5 separate regions of the Homo sapiens genome follow, and regions 1, 2, 3 and 5 are each linked to region 4. The links are chromatin contacts, found by Hi-C or POLR2A ChIA-PET in ENCODE. All regions are on one chromosome and are shown on one strand. Each heading gives the region's core, a stretch centred on a gene start or an enhancer-like site at or near the end of the contact. The rest is flanking DNA. Distances are from core to core; before and after follow the strand shown. Region 1 holds the start of IFT57 (intraflagellar transport 57). Region 2 holds the start of LINC01990 (long intergenic non-protein coding RNA 1990). Region 3 holds the start of ARL13B (ARF like GTPase 13B). Region 4 holds the start of PCNP (PEST proteolytic signal containing nuclear protein). Region 5 holds the start of CD47 (CD47 molecule).

What was found. Hi-C counts contacts between places; a loop is a spot of excess contacts on that map. ChIA-PET counts read pairs that join two places held with the same protein, here RNA polymerase II (POLR2A). Pooled maps may share reads with other maps.
Region 1: a loop to region 4 is called in a map of B cell, with 9 times the contacts of the local background. The contact joins the promoter of IFT57 here to the promoter of PCNP in region 4. A Hi-C loop is called at or near these places in 2 of 168 maps with a recorded cell type or tissue (B cell and naive thymus-derived CD4-positive, alpha-beta T cell) and 7 of 50 pooled maps.
Region 2: a pooled map shows a loop between it and region 4 (11-fold over the local background). The contact joins the promoter of LINC01990 here to the promoter of PCNP in region 4. A Hi-C loop is called at or near these places in 4 of 50 pooled maps. POLR2A ChIA-PET finds 5 or more read pairs at or near these places in 2 of 52 experiments (H1 and OCI-LY7).
Region 3: a pooled map shows a loop between it and region 4 (17-fold over the local background). The contact joins the promoter of ARL13B here to the promoter of PCNP in region 4. A Hi-C loop is called at or near these places in 4 of 50 pooled maps. POLR2A ChIA-PET finds 5 or more read pairs at or near these places in 2 of 52 experiments (OCI-LY7 and T-cell).
Region 5: a loop to region 4 is called in a pooled map, with 7 times the contacts of the local background. The contact joins the promoter of CD47 here to the promoter of PCNP in region 4. A Hi-C loop is called at or near these places in 6 of 50 pooled maps.

What each region holds. Positions count from the first base shown.
Region 1 is chr3:108,220,981-108,223,680 of GRCh38, reverse strand. It overlaps IFT57 (intraflagellar transport 57), which reads left to right and starts at 1,257. Exons shown (of 11, transcript NM_018010.4): 1 at 1,257-1,570. The coding sequence starts at 1,359. It overlaps LOC124909405 (a long non-coding RNA gene), which reads right to left and starts at 1,076. Exons shown (of 2, transcript XR_007095999.1): 1 at 995-1,076; 2 at 1-735. RefSeq lists a silencer at 1,050-1,343 and an enhancer at 1,279-1,538.
Region 2 is chr3:107,429,603-107,432,302 of GRCh38, reverse strand. It overlaps LINC01990 (long intergenic non-protein coding RNA 1990), which reads right to left and starts at 1,373. Exons shown (of 3, transcript NR_110039.1): 1 at 1,345-1,373. RefSeq lists an enhancer at 178-367 and a silencer at 578-827.
Region 3 is chr3:93,978,779-93,981,478 of GRCh38, reverse strand. ARL13B (ARF like GTPase 13B) reads right to left here and starts at 1,324. Exons shown (of 10, transcript NM_001174150.2): 1 at 997-1,324. The coding sequence starts at 1,055. RefSeq lists enhancers at 1,157-1,286, 1,557-1,716.
Region 4 is chr3:101,572,765-101,575,464 of GRCh38, reverse strand. PCNP (PEST proteolytic signal containing nuclear protein) reads right to left here and starts at 1,285. Exons shown (of 5, transcript NM_020357.3): 1 at 1,186-1,285. The coding sequence starts at 1,249. RefSeq lists enhancers at 766-925, 946-1,105, 1,186-1,315, 1,416-1,685, 1,129-2,074.
Region 5 is chr3:108,089,633-108,092,332 of GRCh38, reverse strand. It overlaps CD47 (CD47 molecule), which reads left to right and starts at 1,302. Exons shown (of 11, transcript NM_001777.4): 1 at 1,302-1,470. The coding sequence starts at 1,425. RefSeq lists silencers at 689-748, 759-808, 829-1,578.

The sequences.
Region 1 (2,700 bases), core at 8-2,507, 6.6 Mb before region 4:
AAAAAATGGTATTTGCCCTTCTGACTTTTCACTTTGATAACCTTATTAGTATCAGAAACAAGTTAGCTGTAGACGGATTACAATGAAAAGTGTTCTCATTTTTTCTAATAAAAACAGGATATTGTAGATACATTTCAAATTTCAGTTGTCCAAAAATGTAGCCCTTCTATATTTTGTAGTGGCAGATACAAGAGATCAGAGAGCCCTTAAAAGTCACGTTATAAACATGAACATATGTTCAATCTCTTGTACTAAGTTTTCTTCCCAAAAACTGCCAGGCATCCACCACTTACCTCATTTTTTGCAACTGTTAAGAAAATTGCCTAATACAGAAGCCTTTTGAAAACTGTAAAGCTGGGCCATTTCTGTGGTCAGTTATGTACCTTTTCTTAAATTTTCTAGGTCAATAACTGCAGAATACAGTAGTAACACCCTATCTTTAGCCACCCTTAGAGCTTTAGGGCAGGGAAATTCCTTTTAAGACCATCTCTATTCTGTTGGATTTAACGAAGTACCCAAACACTTTATACTACATGTAATGGGTTTGAAACAGATTAAGCAGCAGGATGGAAGCTTAGTATTCTTGTTTTTGAAGTAAAACAAATCCTTCCAAATGCCTCCTTTTGTTCATTGTCTTCCTCATCCTTCCAACCACTTTCCTAGCACTGGAGTAACAGCCAGGCAACGTAATACAGTACTTCAAGCTTTACAATATACTGTTAAGTGCAGCATTGCCTAGTGAGAGAAAGATAAAATTAAAGAAAGAACGAGAGAAACCTCTCGTTGGAAAGTTCCTGCAGTAAAAGTGAAACCTATGGTATTGACTATCTTTACAACTATGAAAAACTTTTCAATTCTGAGAAAATAAAGGTATCAGTGAGCCAGTGCAGCCTTCAGTGCTACACGTCTTCACCTCCCTTTAATCTTTTTAACAGCTACTAGCTGACCCAGATGCCCGCTTAATTGCTTTTAGCAACCACCAGGTCCAACACACCTCAAGCCAGCTCAAGACTCACTAGGCAAGCGGAGCAGAAACGTAAGCCGGCTCCCTTCAGACTTTCAGCGAGGGAGAAGACGCAGCCGGCAGTGGGGCGCGAACGCCACGCCTCCATGAGGGGCGGGGCTGCTTCCCGACCACCATTTCCACAGAGGCAGGGCAAGAAGAGGGCCACAGGTGACGTCATTCAGGAAAGCCGCCCTGATTGGAGGGAAGGAGGCGGAGTCTAGTTTCCCTGGTGACGGATTGTCCGGTGGTCGCCTGGTAACCGGTCGTGGCTGTACTGGCGGCGGCAGGGCTGGCGGCTTAGGCCGCAGAGGTCTGTGGGCCTGAGCCCACGCTGGACTCTGTCCGTTCTGCGATGACTGCTGCTCTGGCCGTCGTCACGACGTCGGGTTTGGAAGATGGGGTGCCTAGGTCCCGTGGCGAAGGGACCGGGGAAGTGGTCTTGGAGCGGGGGCCCGGCGCGGCCTACCACATGTTCGTGGTGATGGAGGACTTGGTGGAGAAGCTGAAGCTGCTCCGCTACGAGGAGGAGTTCCTCCGGAAGAGCAACCTGAAGGCCCCGTCCAGGTGGGTGCCGGCGTCCCCGAGCGCCCGGGTGCCTGCTAGCCCCCAGGGAGATGCCCTCCTTGGTCCTGCTGGGAACCAGTTTCGTGAGAGCGGGTTAGCAATTCCTTGCCTCCGTCTTCCTAGCCAGGGAAGGGCACTTCACCCCAAACTCCCGGGAGGTCCGTGGAGCTCACGCAGCCCTGACTTGGTATTTTTGTAGAGAGAATAAATAAGTTTTGGAACGGCAGAAAGGATCGGAAGACAGCTTGCCTGTTTTTTTCCAACACACACGCATTACCAGAAAACACAAACTATATTTTCTGATTGTAAAGATGAAACAAATACTCATTGAAGAAAACTCAGAAAAACACAAGTAAATGTCTAGAAAAATTATAAGACCGTCCAAAATTCGCCTCCAGAGAGGAATGCCATTATCACTTAAGGCTTTTTTTCTAGTTTGGGGTTTTTTGTTGTTGTTTAAGACCCTGTTCATACAACTGGGGACCGTGGGTACTTAGGATCCTGTTAAGGAGCACTTTAAATGCGGTTAGTAAACTTGTTAACTACTTGCTATGGTTTAAAAGACTTCTGCCTTTGTAATAACCATACTCTCAGAAACTGAAAAGTGGAAAAGACGAATGACAACTATTGAATTGTCCCCCTATCATAGAACCTAAAGTTTTACCCTTGTTCCGGTGGGGGAAAAGTCCAACATATCCTGAAAGCAATGCCATTACTTGCTGAGGGTAGTGGTCAGCTAGGACCTTCTCCTCAAATCACTGTAGCTTAGCAGTAGCCAGATAAATCAGTTTTATAGCTTTTCTTTCACTTTAATACTTACATTTGTATATTTTATTCCATAAAAGGCAATCAGTATTAAGAATCTATAGTACTTAATGTCTACAGCCAGGCTCAAATAATTTCCCTTGATAGTTTTAATCTCATTCCACTGCTGTCTTCCAATAACTTGAATTGAAAGATATGTAGGCTTGATATAAACTGTTCATATTAAATTAGTCCATGGTCGGAGAAAAGATAAAGGAAAAAGTAGTGTTGCTTGATCCATGTTAGAAAAGGTAGTCCTGGGATTATTACTTAAAGTGAATTGATCAGGATAATATAGACAACCAACATTTCCTATGTTAATAAAA
Region 2 (2,700 bases), core at 124-2,623, 5.9 Mb before region 4:
TATCTCACAAGATGCCGTGAAATTCTCAAAGTCATTGTAACTACAATTGATTTTGAATCACAAAAAAAGCAATATTCCATTTTCCGTGTTGTTGACCAAGCAGAAAACAGAACGTAACTTTTAAAACGCTTGAAAATCAGGGCTATCAAAAATAGAGAACTTCTATTCGCCATGAACTCGCTGATGCAAACAATCAACGCACACTGAACCGTGTGTTTTTCTGGGTGGTGGTGGTCCCTCGCCAAATAGTCAGCGTTTGGTTCTCCGCGTCTGTAGCGAGAGGAGTTACAGTTTGGTACCGGCAGGGAGGAAATCGCCTCGCAATCTCTGGAGGTGGCCTCCTAGAAAGATCGCCGGGAGGGGAGGAGCCCCGATTGTCCTGGAAGAAAAGCATGGCCCCATCCGGGAAGTCACAGCTTGCCGGGAGCCCAGGGCTGGCGGCTCTGGGTCCTGGAGGTGGCAGACGGCGGAGCAGCCGGCCTCGTAGCCCGGGCCTGCGCGCCTGGCAAGGGGCTCAGTGTGTGCGAGTGAAAGACGCACACCGGGCGGACCTGCGTGGGCTTCGGCCTCGCCCCGCCGCGCGCGGGGTTGCGGCTGAACCTGACCAGGGCTCATCCCTGCCCGGCGAGGGTAAGGGCGGCCCGGGATCCGCTGCTGCTCGGATGGGAGCCGCTCGGGGCCGGGATCCCTGGGCCTTGCGGGGGCGCGGCAGCCCCTCCCCCCGGAGCCCGCGCTTCCGCCCGAGCCCCGGCGGCGGCGGCGGTGACCGTGGCCCCGCCGCGCCTTCCGCCTGGGAGCTGCCGCCGCCCGCCCGCGCCCTTGTGCACCGCGCCCACAGGCCGCGGGAACCCAGAGCGCCCGGGCCCAGGGGCCTCTGCCGCGCGACTGAGACGCACTCCGAGCTGGACGTGTGGAAGGTTCGGCCAGCTCGGCGTTTCGCCCCCGCTGGGGATGGGCCACTGGGCACCTGCAGCCACCCAAGAGCGGGGAGTTGGCCGGGCCCTGGCCAGGGGCCGCCGCCACAGCGTACTGGCAGGGAGAACAGAGCTAGCTAAGCCTCCTTCCTCTCCCAGATTCCCAGGGAAACTGGACAGCCCGACGCCCAGAGCGGACGGGCGAGAGCCCCTGAGGTGCCAAGTGGACCCCGGTTCTGCTGCTGCCACTGGCCGATTGGGGACGCCGGCACTTGCGCTGTGGGCGTGTGGTGGGGCATTTCCGTTATCCTCTCGAAGACACCCCGCCACTATTCCTGCTCAAACAAGCACAGTCTGGTGTGCAAGCCGACCGTACCTCCTCCCCTCCCTCCTTTCTTGCACGCACCTTCGTTCGTCTATCTATTCTTACCTTCTTCCCCAGAGCGCCAAGACAAATGTGGACAAGAGTGAAGAAGTTAGGATACTGCCAAGTGTGTGTGTATTGGGGTGGGGGGGTAGTAATAAGCGGGGAGAAAGTGATGAAAATAAAATTAGAAATCCCAGAGTATGTAGCAACACACACACACACACACACACGCACACACACACGTTCCCAGCCTGTTAGCAATCTTGGCTATGTCCAAGTGGAAGCAAATTTTAATGCTCGGTCTCAGAAGAAAATTTCACATATACAGGCTTCAGAGGTAACGGGGTAACCGATAGCTTCCTTTTACTTCTCGGCATTTATTTTTGCTTTTCTGAAGCATAGTCCTATGTTTATTAAAGGGACCACAGGAGTACACGCTGTTTGAAAGCCATTCCTGGACACCACTGAGGCCGGCTTCCCAGGGAGCCTTTGTCGCCTCTGCAGCAGAGGTCACTGGACTCTCCTCAAGGTGTAATGTGAGGGAACAGGTGCCTCGGGGGCTTGGGAAAACACCACGCTGTGCTCTGATGTGTGTCCCCATCCCGGGAGAAGGCAAGTGCTTTGCATAAGGACCAGATGGGTTGCTGAATAGGGAGGTGGAAAACAAATAGACCCTTGGGTGTATCTTGAACCCCTTCAACACCCCCCCTTCCCCACTCCCCGCCTTCACCGAAGCAGTGTCAGAGTCCTCTTCGATCCAGCATGCTCTCCTACAATGGCGAAAAACTGCATTAAAACGAGGCAGTCGGAGCTGACTGCGGAAACCCATGTTCTTAGAGAGTCGTCTGGCTACTGCGTAGTCCTGGAATATTCTTTTTTTCAAAAGGCCTCTTCCAGTTGATTCCAACCGGGTTCGGGTTATTGTTCTCACCACCGATAGGGGGCAGCAGGTGTCCTGCGATGCCCCGGGGATGTGCGCGCAGACTGCCCTGCTGTCCCCGGGAATCCGACTACACTGAACGTTTGGGGCAGAAGCAGGAGCTGCTGCCTCTAAGTCCACCGCAGCAGCTGCCGGGACTTGGGCCTCCCAGCCTGGGCGCCTGGGGGGGGCTTGCCCTGTGCAAAGGGTGGGCGAAACCATCTGTGCACCAAGCCTGCCCCTAAACTTAGCGTACAGCATAGATAAATAAACTCAGTTGTATGCAAATGCTATAATTAAAATATACAGTCATTTGAAAGTACTGTAGGCTCTATTGGAGTTTTTAATTGTTTTTGAGTTTTCTCAATCAGTAGAGAATTTAAAAATACGGCTATCACAGTCTGTTTGGAGGGTGGTGGTCTGTTACGTTGAATTTTAAAAGGGCGTCTGTCCCTAGAAGTTGGGAACTACTGATCCACAGAATCGTTTGATAACCGTGG
Region 3 (2,700 bases), core at 75-2,574, 7.6 Mb after region 4:
ATGTATTTTCTGTTATAATGTGTAAGTGTAGCTTTTCAGATTCATTCTTTAAAGGATAGTTCATTCTCATGGCAAATATACTTAAAATGTTAACAATTTAAAAAAAAAAACAACTTTGCTTTATCTTACCCTTGGCCCAATTCCAGACTAGAACTATGTGAAGTCAACATTATTTGTGTAACAAACACAAGATCTCTTTATAGGTTAGGCCTCAGTTTCAAAAGCATCAATTTCACTGATTATTTCCTAAGACAGTGCCTGGCACAAGGTATTGTCTTAATAAATATTTTTTGAATGAATGAATATCAAGTAACAGGTACTAATTATTAATACTTCCAGCATTTCAAAATGAAATGTTAAAAAGTGGACCCTTTCAATTAAAAGGTTTTACTAGAGACCGTATAAAAATTGGAAGCTACATTACAGTTAAGAAAACACTATCACTTGTTCTCATTGAATACAATATTTCTAAAGCAGAGTATTATCACTCTCATTTAATATTTAAGAAAGGTGGGGCCAAAATGGTTGAGTCATGTAATTATTAAGTAGTGGAGCCAGATTTCAAGCCCACGTCCTCAAATACAACTGTGTGGAGGTGTGACTTGGAATGGAATGTGCGGATATTATGAAAACTATATTCCATGTCCCCCTCTTTTTAAAAGAATTTCCATTACAAAAGCTTCAGAGGAAAAACACACAATGGATAGTTTTCAATTCCACACACACACACACACACACACACACACACACACTTTTTAACAAATTCAAACCTATTTAAAATATAACAACGGTAAGCATTGTCAATCGCAACAGAAAGTCGACCAGACAACAAGGCTACATCCTCCAATCTCTCCCTCCCGGGACACCCTGGGAATGAAAGCATCCCTTGCGGCCTGGGATAGACTCGTCCAGGCGCGGGGAAAAGGCGGCGCCTCGCCCCTGGGGCGCAGCCATCTCCAACCCCTAGGACGGCCAGGACAGCTGGCTCCAGCCTACCTGACAGGCTCCCGCCACCGCTTGAACCAGCCGCAGCAACTGGCCATCAGACTGAACATCCCGGGTCGCTCCTCCCACCACTTCCCATCCGAGCCCGGAGCGGACACCGGCACCCCGCTCTTCCCCGGGGGCCTCCGGCACTCCGAGACGCCCCTAAAGTGGATAAGTCGGGAGGAAAAGCCGGGAGGGAAGTGAAGGCGGCCGGCCCGAGCACTAAGCCTTGCTAACCGCGTGGGTCCGCGACGACTGCCCTCTTAGCCAAGGAACAACCTGACCAAAGACGCAGATACACCGTAGCCGAGTTAGCGGGACCCGGCTAAAGAAAAGCCCCGCGTCGACGTGCTGACGTTACTTCGAGGCGCGGAAGGCGTTCCCCAGGCAACGCCCGTACTGCGCTCGCCCAATCATCGGTTGAGGTCCTGAGGTAGAGGCCTCTGAGTGGCTGAAGAGTCCTGGCTACCCGCCCCTGCGCGAGACTAGGAAAAGAGAAAGGGGAGTACTCTATAAGAAGGAGGCGGAGCTCGAGGTAGCTCGTTCTCGTAACTAGGCAACCGGAGCGTCCGGAGATAAGCTGGAGGATCCGGGACAAATCTCCAGCAAGGCCTATCTTTATACCTACATAAAATGTGTTGCCAATCCACGGTGCTGTTCCTTTCCTTTCTCCAGTGTCCCCAACTGAGATTCAGAGATCTCAGGTCTTGTGCATGGGTTTTTCTTTTTCTTTCTTTCTTTTTTCTTGTTTTTTGTTTGTTTGTTTTTTGCTCAGGGATGGGGACCCTCTAGAATTCTGGCCGACTTAGGCAGCATGACTACAGGAACAATACACTGGGGCAATTCTTGTAAGTTAAAGACAAGGGGGAAATTCGCTTGCTAAATTTTCTCAGTAGTTCAGATGAGAGTGAAGCCTTAATCTCTAAAACGTTTATTACTGTTACATATGTGAAACGGAATTGTATGATATTTGTTGTAGGGGGGATTGTGATTACAAAAGAAAAATGCATTTCTTGTAGAAAATGTGAAAAATACTAAAAAGAAACAAGATGAAGAAAATGAGATCTCACAGGAGCTCTCAAAGATAACCATTTGGGGCCGGGCGCGGTGGCTCACGCCTGTAATCCCAGCACTTTGTGAGGCCGAGGCGGGCGGATCACGAGGCCAGGTGATCTAGACCATCCTGGCTAACATGGTGAAACCCCGTCTCTAGTAAAAATACAAAAAAAAAAAAACAAAAAAAAACAAAAACGGGTGTGGTGGCACGCGCCTGTAGTCCCAGCTACGCTGGAGACTGAGGCAGGGGAATTGCTTGAACCCGGGAGGCGGAGGTTGCAGTGAGCCGAGATCGCGCCACTGCACTCCAGTCTGGGCAACAGAGCAAGACTCCGTCTCAAAAATAAATAAATAACCATTTTGATGTATGTTTGTTTCAGGATTTTTAGGTACATAAATTGCTGGCTATTTGGTATCTGCAAGATGAAGATTGTTATCTCTTGACTGTTTTGTAATAGTTTATTTTTTAAAGAGGTATGTAATATTTGCATTTCTTTTATATACTTTGGAGAAAAAGAAATGACAAGGACATTCCTGTAGGGAAAAAATTATGCACAATATGTAGGGATCTGTGTGTCCATTCATTTTCTACTTAAATAAATATTTTCAAATCCTGATGAAAGGATAGAAGGCACTGAGAATCCCAGTGTATTCGCG
Region 4 (2,700 bases), core at 36-2,535:
AGGGAAGAGAGAGATGGAGTTCCAGCTTAACTAACAGAATTGTACGTGTTTTTTAAAAAGGAAATCCTGGGTCCAAAGTAATTAACATTACACTTAATCTTTTCAATAATTTTTGTTCCCAAGGCAATTAACATGAAACATTATGTTAGTAGGTCTACTAGTGGCCTTCATATGCTATTAATCGTTTCTATTTTCTCATATTAAATAATTTCGGGAATGATAACTAAGGTGGTCAGAATAGAGAATAATGTTTAAAATGTTCTAAAAACATTTTAAACAGCTCGCACGTGTTAAGTCACTTGTCTTGTTATGTGCAAAGAGGGAGCTGGAGAGATTACGTTTCTTTTCCTTCACGCACAAGACCCGAATTTAGGGAGTGGAATGGACAGAATAAGGATAGCTGTAACCTGAGTTTAACGTCGTAACAAAATACAGGAAGAGTCACGCTAGACTATTTAGTCGCCTAAGTATCTGGCAAGCGGTCAGCTGGCAACAGCCTAAGGGAGATACTTCAAAGAAAAGCAACCAAACCTTAGCCCTAGACCCCGCAGCTTAAACCAGAGGGCAGGCAAAGGCATTCCTCTTCCCCTCCATCACCTCGGCCCATCCTGTCACAGGGTCAATATTAAACTTGGAAGTAAAGGAAAGAGAGCAGGCCGGAGTTGTCCACCTCCTCAGTGAAAAGGGAGCAGCAAGCGTAATTAACTCCTGCGTGTAACTGAGAGGCCGGCACCGTCAGAAACTCAGCCTGCGGCCAGTTCCCGCGGCAACTACTCGGTGGCTCGCACTGTGTGTATGTTATGTCTCATGAGCGTCTCCGGTGTGTGTGTTTTGTGTGATGTGCGTCTCCGGTGTGGCGGTAGCGGCTCCTGCACCGCCGCTCCTGGTCCCACCCCGAGTTCGGTCTCCCTTTCTGGCGCCCATCTCCCTTCTCCTCGGAATCAGGGCCTCCGCTGGGGCCAGGAGGTGACGAACAGTGGCCGGCTCTCCCCAGGCAAGGAGGCGATGTAGGCCCGGAGCCCAGAGGGCCGCATCGGGCGTGCCCGAGGCAGGTCTGGGCCCAACACCTGGCCGGGTGAGGTCCAGATCCGCCCATTCTCGCCCCACCCCACTCCCCCCACCCTGGGAGCTCAAAGAAAGGCCCGGAGCATCCCACGCTGCCCACGACGCTGGGGTTGTGTTCACCTCCGGCGGCTCCAGCTCGCTGCGACTTTTCAGGCTTCTCGTCTCCCGCCTTCCCGTCCGCCATTTTCCCCGCCGCGGCCTCCCCTGCAGCCACGCCAAGGACGTCACGACCCCGCCCAACAACCATCGAGTTTTTGGGGCCAGCCGGCGTGGTGGCAGCCTAGAGCGGTCCCGAGGAATGAAAAGAGGCCGCCTTCGGAAGCGGAAGTGGATGTGATGTCATCGAGTAGCCGCCTCGGAAGGAAGAGCTGGGAAGGTTGGGCGGTCTAAGAGTGCTGGCTAGGCACTTTATTAGAGGGCAGTCAGGTCTTCATGGTCTAGCGACAGGTCCGGAGAAGTGAGGGGAAATGGAGCATCTCCCTGGAAACGCTGGGATCTTAGAAGGTTTCTGCATACCCAGATGTGGTTGCAGCTGAGGCTGAGAGTGTCTTCCGTTCCGGCCTTGCTGGATAACGCATGCCTGCCAACTCTATGTAAACAAAAAGCCTGCATTCTTTTTCCCTAAAGGGGAAATCAGTGTTTATCTAGCGCCCCCTAGCTTCAGACGCCTTTCATACACTCGTTTAATCACGGCGATTGTCCAAATATAGAATTCTCCTCTCAATTACCTGTAAGAGTTGAGGTCAGAGAGAGTAATTTGTCTAAGTCACGTAGCCAACTGTAAAGTTACTTTTTGTATAGTCTGCTTCTACCAAGTTGAGAAACTACTATGTCAAGTTAAGACTGCAGTAATTTCTGCCTTAATAAGAAACCTTTAGTGGATTCCTACAGTCTGCATTCTGAAGTCCGTGAGTTACATTAGGCCCTAGCCTACCTTTTCGGCTTCATCTTCCCCCTTTCTCAGTATTTATCCAGCCCTCCTAGCCAAATGGGGTCTATTACTTGCTTAGGGAACTGGAGTTTCTGGGTTTGTCTTACCATATATAGTTAGAGAAAGTCTTAGGAGTCAGAACTTGGATTTGAATCTGTTTTGCCCTTTCCTGCTTGAGTAACCTTGAGACTTGCTTACTGCCTACAGAGCTACCTTTTCTTCTCTATAAAAGAGCAATAATAATAGTACCTCCTCAAAGAGTGGTAATAGGGATCAAATGAGATCATCTTTGTATACCATTATTTGGTCACTTCATACTTCCCTCAGTTTGTGTGTGTGTGTGTGTGTGTGTGTGTTTTAAGTGTTGTCTCTCTGAATGGCTCAAAAGTTCCTTGACAACAGAGACCAGTTTTTAAAAACTGTGTACTGTGCGTTTCATATATGAATATAAAAAGTGTTCAATATTTGCGGATGGATTACTTCTCGGGCTTCAAGTCCAGGGAGTGGAGAAAGAATGAAGAAATTATCAAAGTGTGTTTCCCATGACAGAAGCAGGGCAGTGTGGTGGTGATTTTGTGATCTAGGTTGAAGTCCCTGATCCATCATTTATCATATATGTAAAAGTAACCAGCAAACTATCTTACAGGTACTTAATTCATGTTTGTTTCATTTTCCTTGTGATCTTTTCAAGGTAATCATTGAGA
Region 5 (2,700 bases), core at 53-2,552, 6.5 Mb before region 4:
ACTGGTACAGAGTGTCATAGACAGTGCCACTTTCATACGCTGGATTTTATTTCTGTGGCAATGGGATGCTTGGGAGGAGCCGCACTGTGTAGAGGATTTGGAGAAGTGGGGTATTGTGGTGGGAAATTGCTTTCTTTCCCAGGAGGTAGGAGGAAAACAATCAAGGAGGTGGACAGGATGTGCACTCCATTAGAGCAGCCACCAGAGCCTGACTTTTTGATAAGAGAGTACATCAGTTAGGATAACGGTTAAAAGTATCTTTAAAAGACTTTTGCTTCAGGATGAATGATGTGGCCTGTGTGATTCAGCGATAAATTCAAAAGCCTTGTCCCTATTGTGGCTTGCGGCCACATTTCGAACCCATTTTTCAAGCATGTTAAACCCAAGCGCAGCGCAGAGGGCTGCACATGGGGCAGTCACAAACCAAGCTCAATAACCTTGCTGGTGGGGATGTGTTGGATACGCTGCTAATGCCTGTTTGCGACAATGCTCGCTAGTCCCGGTGGTGGCGGTGTTCACAGGTAACAATGTTTACCACCGTGAATGGAACTTGTTTGATTAACCCTGATCAGAGGATGAAAACACTAAAGAACCAAGTGAGAAAGAGGGAAGAGAACCGCATAGGGAAGAGCAGAGCGAGTAGACGAGCCGAACGCAGAGCCCGCGAGGGGCGAGTGGAAGCTCCCTGCGGGCAGGTACCCGACCACCGCCCTGCCCTGGGCGTGGCGGCCTCGGGCTCAGGGACCGCTTCGGCGCTAGACGGCCGCGTCCGGAGGAAACGGGCGCTGGTGAAAGCCTAGGTGTCCTGGTCCACGCGCGCAGCCGGACGTCGGGTCCAGGGAGAGACGCGGGCTGGGGCGGGACGGGACCCGGCCCCTGAAGCGCGAGGGTGGGAGTGAAAGCAAAGAGGAGAAAAGTAGAGAGAGAGGACAGTGGGGCCCAGCGCCGCGCGAAAGGCAGGAACCGACCCGCGGACAGGAACGGGTGCAATGAGGTCCCCGGCGAGCGTGGGAACACAGGGTTCAGCCTCCTGCGGCGGGCGAGCACGCGGACCCCAGGGGCGGGCGGGTGCGACAGGACGTGACCTGGAAGCGCGGCGCGTGCCACCGCCCTGGAGCAGGCATCCGGCCTCCGTGGAGCGGGCAGGCGGGCCCCGGGTCTGGAGCCTGCGACTGGGGAGGGCGCCGCGTCAACAGCAGCGGTTGCGGGGCGGGGCCGAGTGCGCGTGCGCGGCTCTCGCGGGCGGGGAGCAGGCGGGGGAGCGGGCGGGAAGCAGTGGGAGCGCGCGTGCGCGCGGCCGTGCAGCCTGGGCAGTGGGTCCTGCCTGTGACGCGCGGCGGCGGTCGGTCCTGCCTGTAACGGCGGCGGCGGCTGCTGCTCCGGACACCTGCGGCGGCGGCGGCGACCCCGCGGCGGGCGCGGAGATGTGGCCCCTGGTAGCGGCGCTGTTGCTGGGCTCGGCGTGCTGCGGTGAGTGGCTCCTCGCTCCCAGCCCTGCGGCTGCTGTCGCTTCGCCCCCGCGGGCGTGTGGGCTGCGCCCCAGCCAGCCCGGCGGCGCCCTGAAGAGGGTGGCCGGGGCGCAGAACACTCGGGCCCTGAGCGCCCGAAGTGCAGACGTGGGAGGGCCCCACGGGGAATCGGGCGCCCCCCTTCTTCCTCCCTTCCTTTCCCTGGTCGTCTTCTTCCCCCTGGGTGAGAGCGGGGCTCATCTCCTCCACCCGGTTCTCCATCTCCAAATGCACACACACAGGAAGACTCCAAACCGCGCACCTCGCGCAAAAATTAACTAGCAAGAAAGGGCGCGATCAGAGGCAAGGGGCTGCAGCTGCTAGGGATCCCCTTCTTTCGCACCCCTCTCCCTTCTCAGTGCTTAGACGCATTTGGGGTTGAGGGAGGGAGAGTGGGAGGGCCCGGGCCTCTTGCGATGGAAGTGCGCATTTTGGCGAAGTCGGTGAGAAGGGGTTTCTGCCGTTTGCCTCCCACATGAACATAGGAGCGAAGAGGACGTAAAGGACACAATTAAGTTTCATTTTCAACTCAGCATTCAATCAGAAGAATCTTCCGGCCGTGTAATTTTTGCTGTCGTTTTTAATCCTAAAAATAAGCTTGCTGGAAACTCTTCCTTTCTCGTGACCCTCACGCCCCATCAGCCACTTGCATACATTCTAAATTGTACGTTGAAGTTTTTCCCACTTTATTTGGGGGAACCGTTTTAAAAGTAATCTGGTTTTCGCCTGAAATAGGAAGACAGTAACCTCCAGTCAAAACATGTGCAGCAGAATGGGATTTGGTGTTTTTCGACGCCAAAGAACCTCCACCCCCCCACCCCCACCCCGAGCTTTTGGAATCCATTTCGCTTTTGTAAAACGTGTGCTTCGTCTGTAAAAACTGAGCAAGGAATAGAAACATTCGTAGCTCTACAGTGAGTGCCTGTCACACTTCACATCCATAGAGCCTTTTGTGAACTTTTATAAGATTCAGAATTCAGCTTGAGCACCAGTGACAGCAATTGTTACATTTATTCTAGAATGCTAAATTAATTCGATTTTAAACTGATTATTAGCCTCGGTGTGCCGTTCCTAAAGGCTTGTGACTTTAGGTATTTCCAAGATGCCCTTAAGTCTCTGCTTACCACTTTCCTCCCTCCCCGAGCATCCTGGATGTTGGGACTGTGAATCCAGGTCTCCGTTATCTAAATGG